Regions from separate parts of the Homo sapiens genome. Here region 2 is linked to region 1. The links are chromatin loops, found by intact Hi-C in ENCODE. Cell type or tissue: heart left ventricle. All regions are shown on one strand.

Region 1 (5,000 bases):
TATTTTTAGTAGAGATGGGGTTTCACCACATTGACCAGGCTGGTCTCAAACTCCCGACCTCAGGTAATCTGCCTGCCTTGGCCTCCCAAAGTGCTAGGATTACAGGTGGGAGTCACCTCATCCGGCCTAATGATTCCTTTTTTTTTTTTTTTTTTTTTTGAGATGGACTCTCACTCTGTCACCCTGGCTGTAGTGCAATGGCATAATCTCGGGTCACCGCAACCTCTGCCTCCTGGGTTCGAGCAATTCTCCTACCTCGCCTCCTGAGTAGCTGCAAATACAGGTGTATGCCACCACACCTGGCTAATTTTTGTACTTTTAATAGACACAGGGTTTCACCACGTTGGCCAGGCTGGTCTCGAACTCCTGACGTCAGGTGATCCGCCCGCTCCAGCCTCCCAAAGTACTGGGATTACAGGCGTGAGCCACTGCATCCGGCCATGATACCCATTTTACAGACTGAGAAACTAAGGCATAGGGTGATTGAGTCCATTCCAATAGGTCACAGGGAATTAACAGTTACAGCAGGGGTCTGACCCCAGGACTGAGCCATCTTCCTGTGCATTCAGTGATTTTGCCATATCGAGAATCAAGATAATTTTTTTTTTCCCAGGCTGGAGTGCAGTGTTGCAATCTCGGCTCACTGCAACCTCTGCCTCCCGGGTTCAAGTGATTCTCCTGCCTCAGCCTCCTGAGTAGCTGGGATTACAGGTGCCCGCCACCACACCCGGCTAACTTTTTTATTTTAGTAGAAATGGGGTTTCACCATGTTGGCCAGACTGGTCTCGAACTCCTGACCTCAGGTGATCCACCCGCCTTGACCTCCCAAAGTGCTGGGATTACATGCCTGGCAATATTTTTTTTTTTTGAGATGGAGTCTCTCTCTGTCTCCCAGGCTGGAGTGCAGTGGCGTGATCTCAGCTTACTGCACCCTCTGCCTCCTGGGTTCCAGCAATTCTCCTGCTTCAGCCTCCTGAGTAGCTGGGACTACAGGTGCCTGCCACCACACCCGGCTAATTTTTGTATTTTTTAGTAGAGACAGGGTTTCACCGTATTGACCAGGCTAGTCTCAAACTCTTGACCTTGTGATCTGCCTGCCTCGGCCTCCCAAAGTGCTGGGATTACAGGTGTGAGCCACAGTGCTCGGCATTATTATTATTATTTTTTAAGAGGCAAGGTCTTGCTCTGTTGCCCAGGCTCTGTTACCTCAAACTTCTGGACACAAGAGATCATCTGCCTCAGCCTCCCAAGTCGATGGGACTACAGGTGTGTGCCACCACTTCTGACTAATTAAAAAAAGAATTTTTTTGGCCGGTCATTGTGGCTCATGCCTGTAATCCCAGTACTTTGGGAGGCCGAGGTGGAGGGATTGCTTGAGCCCAGGAGTTCAAGACCAGCCTGGGCAACATAGAAAGACCTCATCTCTATATTTTAAAAAACATAAGCAAAAACAAACTAAAACTAAAAAAAAAATTTTTTTAAGGGAGTCAAGGTCTTGCTATGTTGACCAGGTTGGCCTTGAACTCCTGGGCTCAAGCAAGCCTCCCAGTTTAGCTTCCCAAAGTGCTGGGGTTATAGGCGTGAGCCATTGTGCTCGGCCTCAAGAGAACTTTTAAAGACAGCAGCAATCCACCAGGTGAGTATAGGGAGGGAAGCTTTATAAATCCTGAGCTGGCAGAGAATAGCAGCCAATTCTTTAACCAATTTCCTTTTGCTGTCCCACAGCATGACTGAAACAAGTTCCACATAGAGCATGCCTCCTCCTTCAGCAGCGGGTCTCCTCCTGAGCTTCCTTTTACCTAATGGACACCACGGATCTGCTTCCAAGCAGATTTCCCTCTCTGTGCTAATTGGTAGGAAGCACATACCCCAAATCTGAACTCACTCTAGCAGCTGCAGAATACCTTATAGAACACATTTTACATGCTGTCACTAATCCCCGGCTTCACTGCATTTACACATTCTTATTTTCCGTTTACTCTGACGTGCCAGACGTCTTCATTTGTCCTCCAGATCTACCCTACGTCGTTTCCCACTCTACTCTCTGTCCTGGAAGGCTGAACTGTGTAGACAACACCAACCGCTCACCCACTGGCTTTCAGTTGGGTCTGGACAATGGGGAACCACAGTGGATTAGAAAGAAGGAGGAAGCGGAGGTCAGTGTTTTGATTTCCCTGTCTCCCCGCCTTCTCTCCCTCCTCCCACCATCCCCACCAGGTTGCCTGGGGCTGCCTGTGTCTTTCCACCAAAGGTCATGCTACCCCCTGTCCATGCTTTTTTTTATGAAAAAGGATATTGAGACCAGCCTGGCCAACATGGCAAAACCCCCTCTCTACTAAAAATACAAAAATTAGCCGGCCACAGTGGTGGGTGCCTGTTAATCACAGCTATTTGGGAGGCTGAGGTGGAGAATTGCTTGAACCCAGGAGGTGGAGGTTGCAATGAGCCAAGATAGTACCACTGCACTCCAGCCTGGGTTATAGGGTGAGACCTTGTCTCAAAACAAAAAAAACAAAAACAAAACAAAACAAAACAACAACAAGAGCCTGTTGCCCAGGCTGGAATACAGTGGCAATATTCACAGGTGCAATCATAGCTCACTCTAGCCTCAAATTCCTGGACTCAAGCAGTCCTCCTGCCTCAGCCTCCTGAGTAGCTGGGATGACAGGAACATGCCACAACGCTGGGCTGTGGTTCACATACATTTTCATGATGAGCGAGGGCAGAAATAATTACATGATTGGTTTGCTGATAACATGACATTTGGGCTGTGGCTCTTTCTTATGGCTCTTGCCTTTTACCAAGTCGTTAGATGGTTTTAAGAATCCCAGGGGATCTTGCCGGCTCCAAACCTGCTGCTTCTGGAAACACCTGTCAGGGAAGTCTGGTCCTCAGCTACACTTTGAAAGTGGCTGCATTCACTTCATCCATGAAGTGAACATGGAGGAAATGCCTAGTGAATTGCTGGACTGAAAAGCGGTCATAACTTTTCAGCTCACATGAACACACACTTGGGAAATGTGTGAAACCCTAATTTTAAAAAGAGGCTCCTTGGGAGAAACATTAGTAGCTGACACAGAGCCATTTTCTGGCTTTCACCTTGTCACCACTGGTGGCTGGGAACAGACTGTCCAGCCTCTGCCTACTCATGAGGATTCTCAAAAGAGTTTTCAATATATTCCATTTGTTAACAAGGAATCGCGCTACTAAAAAAAAAAAAAGAATAACATTTGCAAATAACCTCCTATTACTTAAGGCTTTGATTTTTACTGTATTATGGAAGAATTGGCAAGAACAGCAGCGTAAGACAATGGACCCCATAGTAGAGACCCATGAATAACAAGGCAAGGTTTTCTTAAGCCTGTCACTCAAACCCAAGGGCTTCTTTCTGGAGCAATCTTTGATGTGAATGCCCAAAATGCCCCAAATTCAACGGCCGTTTAAATCTTAATGATAAAACTCAGGAGCAATACAAGTGTTTAAAACAGGAAAGGGATACTGAAAGCTCTCCAAAACAAAGACTAGGATTCCAGTGTCGCTGGTCATAGAAGAAAATTGAGGTCAGCAACGTCCGGCTCAGAGACATTTTATCTTCAAAGATAGTGTCCAGCTGCTACTGTTACAAGGCAAATGTGAACAGCTTGCTTAATATTTCATCGACATTATTTGCAGAAAGTTAAAAACTTGACAGACACACGATGTTGACTAGAAGCAAGGAGAATCGTCCTCACATTCTTGGTGGGAATTTCAACTGGCCCAATATTTCTGGAGGAAGGTTTGGCAATATGTGTTAAAAGTCTCAAAAATGGCCAAGGACTATCTGAAAAGATGCTCAACATCACTGACGATTAGAGAAATGGAAATTAAATCACAATGAGATATCGCATCACACCCATTAGCATGGCTGCTGTCAAAAGAACAGAAAACAAGTATTGCTGAGGAATGCAGAGAAATTGGAGCCCTTATGCACCGTTGGTGAGAATGTAAGATGGCGCAGTTGCTATGGAACCAGTATGGAGGTTCCTCAAAAAATTAAAAATAGAACTACCTTATGATCCGGCAATCCTGCTTCTGGGCGTATATCTACAATAATTCAAAGCAGACTCTCAAAGAGATATTTGCACATCCATGTTCACTGCAGCATTATGCACAATAGCCAAGAGGTGGAAACAACCTTAATGTCCATTGACAAATGAATAAAGAAAACGTGGTATATACATACAATGGAATAGTATGCAGCTTTAAAAAAGAAGGAAATTGTATCATTTGCAACAACATGGATGGACCTGGAAGACATTATGCTAAGTGAAATAAGTCAGCCACAGAAGGACAAATACTGCATGATTCCACTTACATAAGGTATCTAAAATAGTTGAACTGATATAAGCAGCAAATAGAATGGTAATTGCAAGGAGATGGGGTAGGGAGAAACGAGCTGTTCAATGGGTATAAAGTTACAGTTATACAAGGCGAATAGGTTCTAGAGACCTGCTGTACAACATAGCACTCATATTTTTATAATTAACAATACATGCACTTACAAATTTGCTAAGGGGGGAAAGATCTCATGTTAAGTATTCTTATCACCAAAACCAACCAAACAAAAAACACCAAAAAACAAAACAAAAAAAAGGATGAGATTTTTGGAGATGATGGATATGTTTATTACCTTGATTGTGGTGAAAGTATCACGGGTGTATGTGTATGTCCAGACTCACCCAATTGTGTACATTAAGTACCGCGCAGTTGTTCTCTATATCAATTATTTGTCAATACACCTGTTAAAAAAGAATATTTAATGGCATTGTAATATGGTCATGACATACTATTATGTTAAAAAGACACTTTAGGCCGGGCGTGGTGGTTCACGCCTATAATCCCAGCACTTTGGGAGGCCAAGGCGGGCGGATCACGAGGACAGGAGATCGAGACCATTCTGGCCAACATAGTGAAACTCCGTCTCTACTAAAAATACAAAAATTAGCTGGGTGTGGTGGTGC
Region 2 (5,000 bases), 190 kb after region 1:
GTTTTGTTACTCCGTGCTCACACCTTACAGATCATTTCTTTGTGAAACGATCCTCAGATGACATAATTAAAATCTGTTCTCTGTCTCCTGCCACACTCCCGACTGATTTGAGGGAGGTGTTTAATTGTTGTTCCAGGCAGGCTTCAAGGCAAGATCAGAAATTGTGTCTTTGTGTCTGTGGGAGACAGGGATTGTGGAGGGATCCTCTGGGTCTCCCTGGATGGAATGGGACGGAACCAAATGCTGAAGGTGGAGGAGAGGACCCCAGGGGTGAGAAGCAGAGGAAAGAGAATAAGGTCCTCCAGGGTCCTCCAGCGTGGGTCTCAATCACAAGTGACGCTGAGGGAAAGCCATCTCATTCTCCTGAGCTCTCTGTGTATATTAACCAGCTAATAGTAAAGTTGTTTGACAATAGGTTCTTCTACCCCATTGAGAACACTGTATTTCTTTGGTTATTTTGTTTTGTTTTGTTTTTTCTCAAAAAGACAAAAATAATTGAAAAACAAATGTTCAATCGGAGACATGTTTACATTTGTTCAGTGAAATATTATCTAGTTATTGAAAATGATAACTATAAAGATAATGGTGGACATGGAAAATATCTTAATAGATCTATATGTTAAAAAATGAATACAAATGGTCTGTATGCTATGATAACAGCTATGCAAAAGTAAATGCACGCTGATAAGAACTAGAAAGGAATATGTAAAAAAAAATTCAGGATTAATGATGTTTGTATTAGTTAAGATAATGCCGGTAGTTGTAAAAGAAAAATTCTGAAATCCCAGTAGCTTAACACACTAGAAGTAAAGTTTTGCTCAGGACAAGTCCAGTACCAATATAATGGACCTAGGCTCCTTCCAGCTCATGGCTATGCCTCCTCCAGGGCCTCACAATCCCCTTCATTCAGTGGGTGGATAAAGAGCTATGCCCTAGCCCTCTTGGGCCCGAAGGTGTCCATCTTTATTTTCACTCACATTTGATTGGTCTAAATGAGTCACATGGCCCCATGATAGGATCAGAGGCTTGCACGCATTGGAAATCTATTTTTTCTTTTGTACTTTTTGATATTGAGTCTATAGTGACTTTCTTGTCTGAACTAAAAACATTTACTACAACAATAAACACCCCAGTATTTCCTCTTTCTGGAAGGTGCTGTACCCTCCTCCCTACTCTGTCAGGTAGACTACTTAAAATTCTCTCTTTCAAGGTTCTCTTTAAGTTCCTTCTGCTCCATAAATCCCAACCTGCCTACTGCAGCCTCAAGAGCAGAGCTCTCACTGTTGATATCTGGACCATGAATCATACTTTCCTCTTAAAGGCACCATAGGATGGTTGAGGTGGAGGTGATATCAGCAAAAAAGGTGGAGCAGGGACCTCCAAAAATCATCTCCTCTATAGAAACAATGAGATCATCGGCAAAAATGGTCAGAGTCAACGTTTGCTGAAGTTAACCAAAGGCTTGCAGCAATCTGGGGAGCATTTATTCAAGAAAAACGACTGTATCTTTGTATGAAATGCAAGCTTTATGGCAATCTAATTGGCCTTATTACTATTGCCCACTCCTGAGCTCCGTAGTAGTAACCTTGAAAACCAATAGTCTGCAATCATGGTGAAAACCAGTGGCCTGGCAGACCCTGGAAAGGGAAGAACAGAGCTGAAGCTCCTTCAAAGCCTCATTTCCAGAGAATTGCCACTATCTGACTTGTCTAGTGGTTTCTGGAAGACCCCCACACAAGGCTGTCTTTATTTGATCTGACTGGTAGCTCATCCAGTGTGAACAGCTTTTTTTCCCCAGGGACAGTTGTCTAAAACAATTAGGCAATTGTTTAACATTACAGCTTCCCAAGATGGTAGATAACAGTTTGGGGAAACAGTACACAAACCTAAAAGCTTAAAAGGAAAAGCTAGGAAATGAAATGTCCACAGGGGTCTTTGAAAGGCTTTGATATAGTCTTGGGAATCTAGAAGGCCAGGCACATGTTTAGGACTGTGCACATGCCCAAGGGCTATGCCCCTGCTCAGGAAGGCCCTGAGAAGGCCCTGTGCTCTCCACTTTGGATAATTTTGAGACTCTGCATAAGCAGGAAGTGAAGGCCAAGATTGATTTTTAAACGGCCTGGCTAAGTGTTGAAGTAATACCCCCAACATGCACACAAAACTCCTCAGCAAAGACTAGGAAACCTATTGGTAATAGGCATTTAAGGAAATTTCTGCCCAATCACTGGCTGACAACTGAGCTAACTGAACAAACACTTCAATGGCTACACACAACAAAGAATAAGACTTTATAGAAGTAGTTCAGAAAAGTCACCAAGAAAACAACCACAGCAACAACAAACCCTGCAGAGAGGGAATAATTTGATTTCCAGAGTTGCCACATTATATTATTTTAAATATCCAGTTTTCAGCAGCAGCAACAACAAAAAACACAAGACTTGCAAATAAACAAGAAAGCATTGTTGATACACAGTGGGAAAGAAAACCCAGTCAATAGAAATTATCCCCAAGGAACTCCAGACATTGGTTTACTTATTTAAAATATTCAAATAGCTAAAGGAAACCATTTATAAAAAATTAAAATATTAGAATGATGTTTCACCAAAAATAGAATATCAAAAGAGATAGAAATTATGAGAAAGGACCAAATAGAAAATCTCAAATTGAAAAGTACAATTACTGAAATAAAAAATTTATCAGAGAGGCTTAACAACAGATTTGAGCATGTCAGTAAGATAATTTTCCAGTCCAAGGATAAAGAGAGAGAGGAAAAAACAACAACAACAAAGAAGTGAACAGCCTTGAGATCTGTGGGATTCCATGAAGCATACCAACATACGCATACTGTGAATGCCAGAAGGAGAGGAGAGAGAGGATGGGGCAAGAAAATATTTAAAAAAGTAATCACCCCAAACTTTCCTAATTTGATGAAAAACATCACTGTATATATTCAAAAAGCTCAACAAACATCAAATAAACTGAAAGGAGATTCACACCTAAATATATCATACCCAAACTGTTAAAAGCCAAAGACATAGAGGAAATCTTAAAAGCAGCCAGGAAGAGGCTACTCATCACATACACAGGATTCTCAACAAGATTTATCAGAAACTATGGGAGCCAGGAGTCAGTGAGTGACATATTCAAAATGCTGAAAGAAAAGACTGTCAAACAAGAATTATATCCAGCAAAATTATCCTTCAAAATGAAGAAGATGTCAAAATATTTCCAGATAAACAAAAATAGGGAGATTTTGTTCTTAGCAGATCTGGCTGAGGAAAAATACTAAAGGGAGTCCTTAAGGTTGAAATGAAAGAACATTAGATAAGAAAGAAGAAATAAAGAGCACCAGTAAAGGTAACTACATAGGTAAATACAAAAGGCAATATTAATGTATTTTTGTTTGTAATTCTTCCTTTCTTCATGCTTATAAATTTGTGTTAACTGACATAAGGTGTATAAAAATGTAATTTGTATGCCAATAACAGCACAAAGAATGGGAGGAGAAAATAATGCTATATAAGAGCATAGTTTTTAGATAATATTTAACTTAAGTTGGTTTAGGATGTTAATGGTAATCCCTAAGGCAAGTACTAAGAAAATAACTTTAAGAAATGGGGGCAAGGCCAGGCATGGTGGCTCATGCCTATAATCCTAGCACCTTGGGAGGCTGAGGCGGGCAGATCACCTGAGGTCAGAAGTTCGAGACCAGCCTGGCCAACATGGTGAAACCCTATCTCTACTAAAAATAGAAATTAGCTGGGCATGGTGGTGCATGCCTGTAATCCCAGCTACTCGGGAGGCTGAGGCAGGAGAATTGCTTGAACCTGGAAGACGGAGGTTGCAGTGAGCCAAGATCATGCCATTGCACTCTAGCCTGGGTGACAGAGCAAGACTCTGTCTCAAAAAAAAATAAAAATAAAAAAAAGGAGGGGCAAAAGAAATGATAATAAAATTAAAATAACATATGAGAAAATAATTACCACAAAAAAGCAGTAATGGAGGAATACAGAAATACAAAAAGGCATAAGACATATAAAGTAAATAGAAAAATGGCAGACAAAAATCTTATCAGTAATTATATTAAATGGAATGGATTAAACACTCCAACTAAAGGACAAATATTGGCAGATGGGTAAAAAATGATTCAACTATATGCTGTCTACAAGAGGTACCTTTTAGATTCAAAGACACAAATAGGTTGAAAGTGAAGGGATACGAAAAGATATACCAGGCAAACAGTAATCAGAAAAGAGCTAGAGTGATTAAACTAATATCAGACAAAATAGACTTTAAGAAAAAAATCTTTACTAGAGACAAAGGAAGACATTTTATAGTGATTAAAGAGTCAACATATCAAGAAGATTTAACAATGATAAACACATGTGCACCTAACATAGGGTTTTAAAGTGCATGACACAAAAACTGACAGAATTGAAGGCAGAAATAGACAATTCAGCAATAATAGTTGTAGACTTCAATACCTTAATTTCAATAATAGATAGACAACCAGGAAGAAGGTAAACAAGGAAACAGAAGATATGTGCAATGCTATTAACTAAGTAGGCCTAAAAGTAATCTATAGCACACTCTGCCCAACAGCAGAATACATATTCTTTTTAAGTGCGAATGGAACATTCTTCAGGATAGACCATATGTTAAGCCATAAAACAAATCCAAATTCACTCACAAGTGTTGATATCATACAAAGTATGTTCTCCAACCAAATGGAATGAAATTAGAAATCAGTAACAGAAGGAAATTTGGGAAAATTACTAATTTGAGGAAATTAACACACTCCTAAATAACCAATGAATCAAAGCAGAAATCACAAGGGAAATTAGAACATCCTTTGAATCAATGAAAATGAAAACACAACACACCAAAACTCATGAGATGTAGCGAAAACAGTGATTGGAGGGAAATTTATAGTTCTAAATAGCCATGTTTTAAAAAGCAAGATCTGAGTTGAAAAACTTAACTTCTGTCTTAAGAAACTA

What was found. Hi-C counts contacts between places; a loop is a spot of excess contacts. Peaks named below come from ENCODE experiments on the same cell type or tissue, not always from the same donor. Only the 100,000 strongest peaks of a DNase experiment are listed, where the experiment ranks them.
Region 2: a loop joins it to region 1, with 3 times the contacts of the local background. A loop is called at or near these places in 7 of 110 quality-filtered maps.

The regions. Positions count from the first base shown.
Region 1 is chr10:125,172,435-125,177,434 of GRCh38, forward strand. No RefSeq gene overlaps it. Among named protein-coding and RNA genes, the nearest start is that of CTBP2, 14 kb to the left of the region's middle. In heart left ventricle, no CTCF peak of the experiment used is centred here; no DNase peak of the experiment used is centred here; H3K27ac peaks cover 187 bases.
Region 2 is chr10:125,362,175-125,367,174 of GRCh38, forward strand. No RefSeq gene overlaps it. Among named protein-coding and RNA genes, the nearest start is that of CTBP2, 200 kb to the left of the region's middle. In heart left ventricle, no CTCF peak of the experiment used is centred here; no DNase peak of the experiment used is centred here.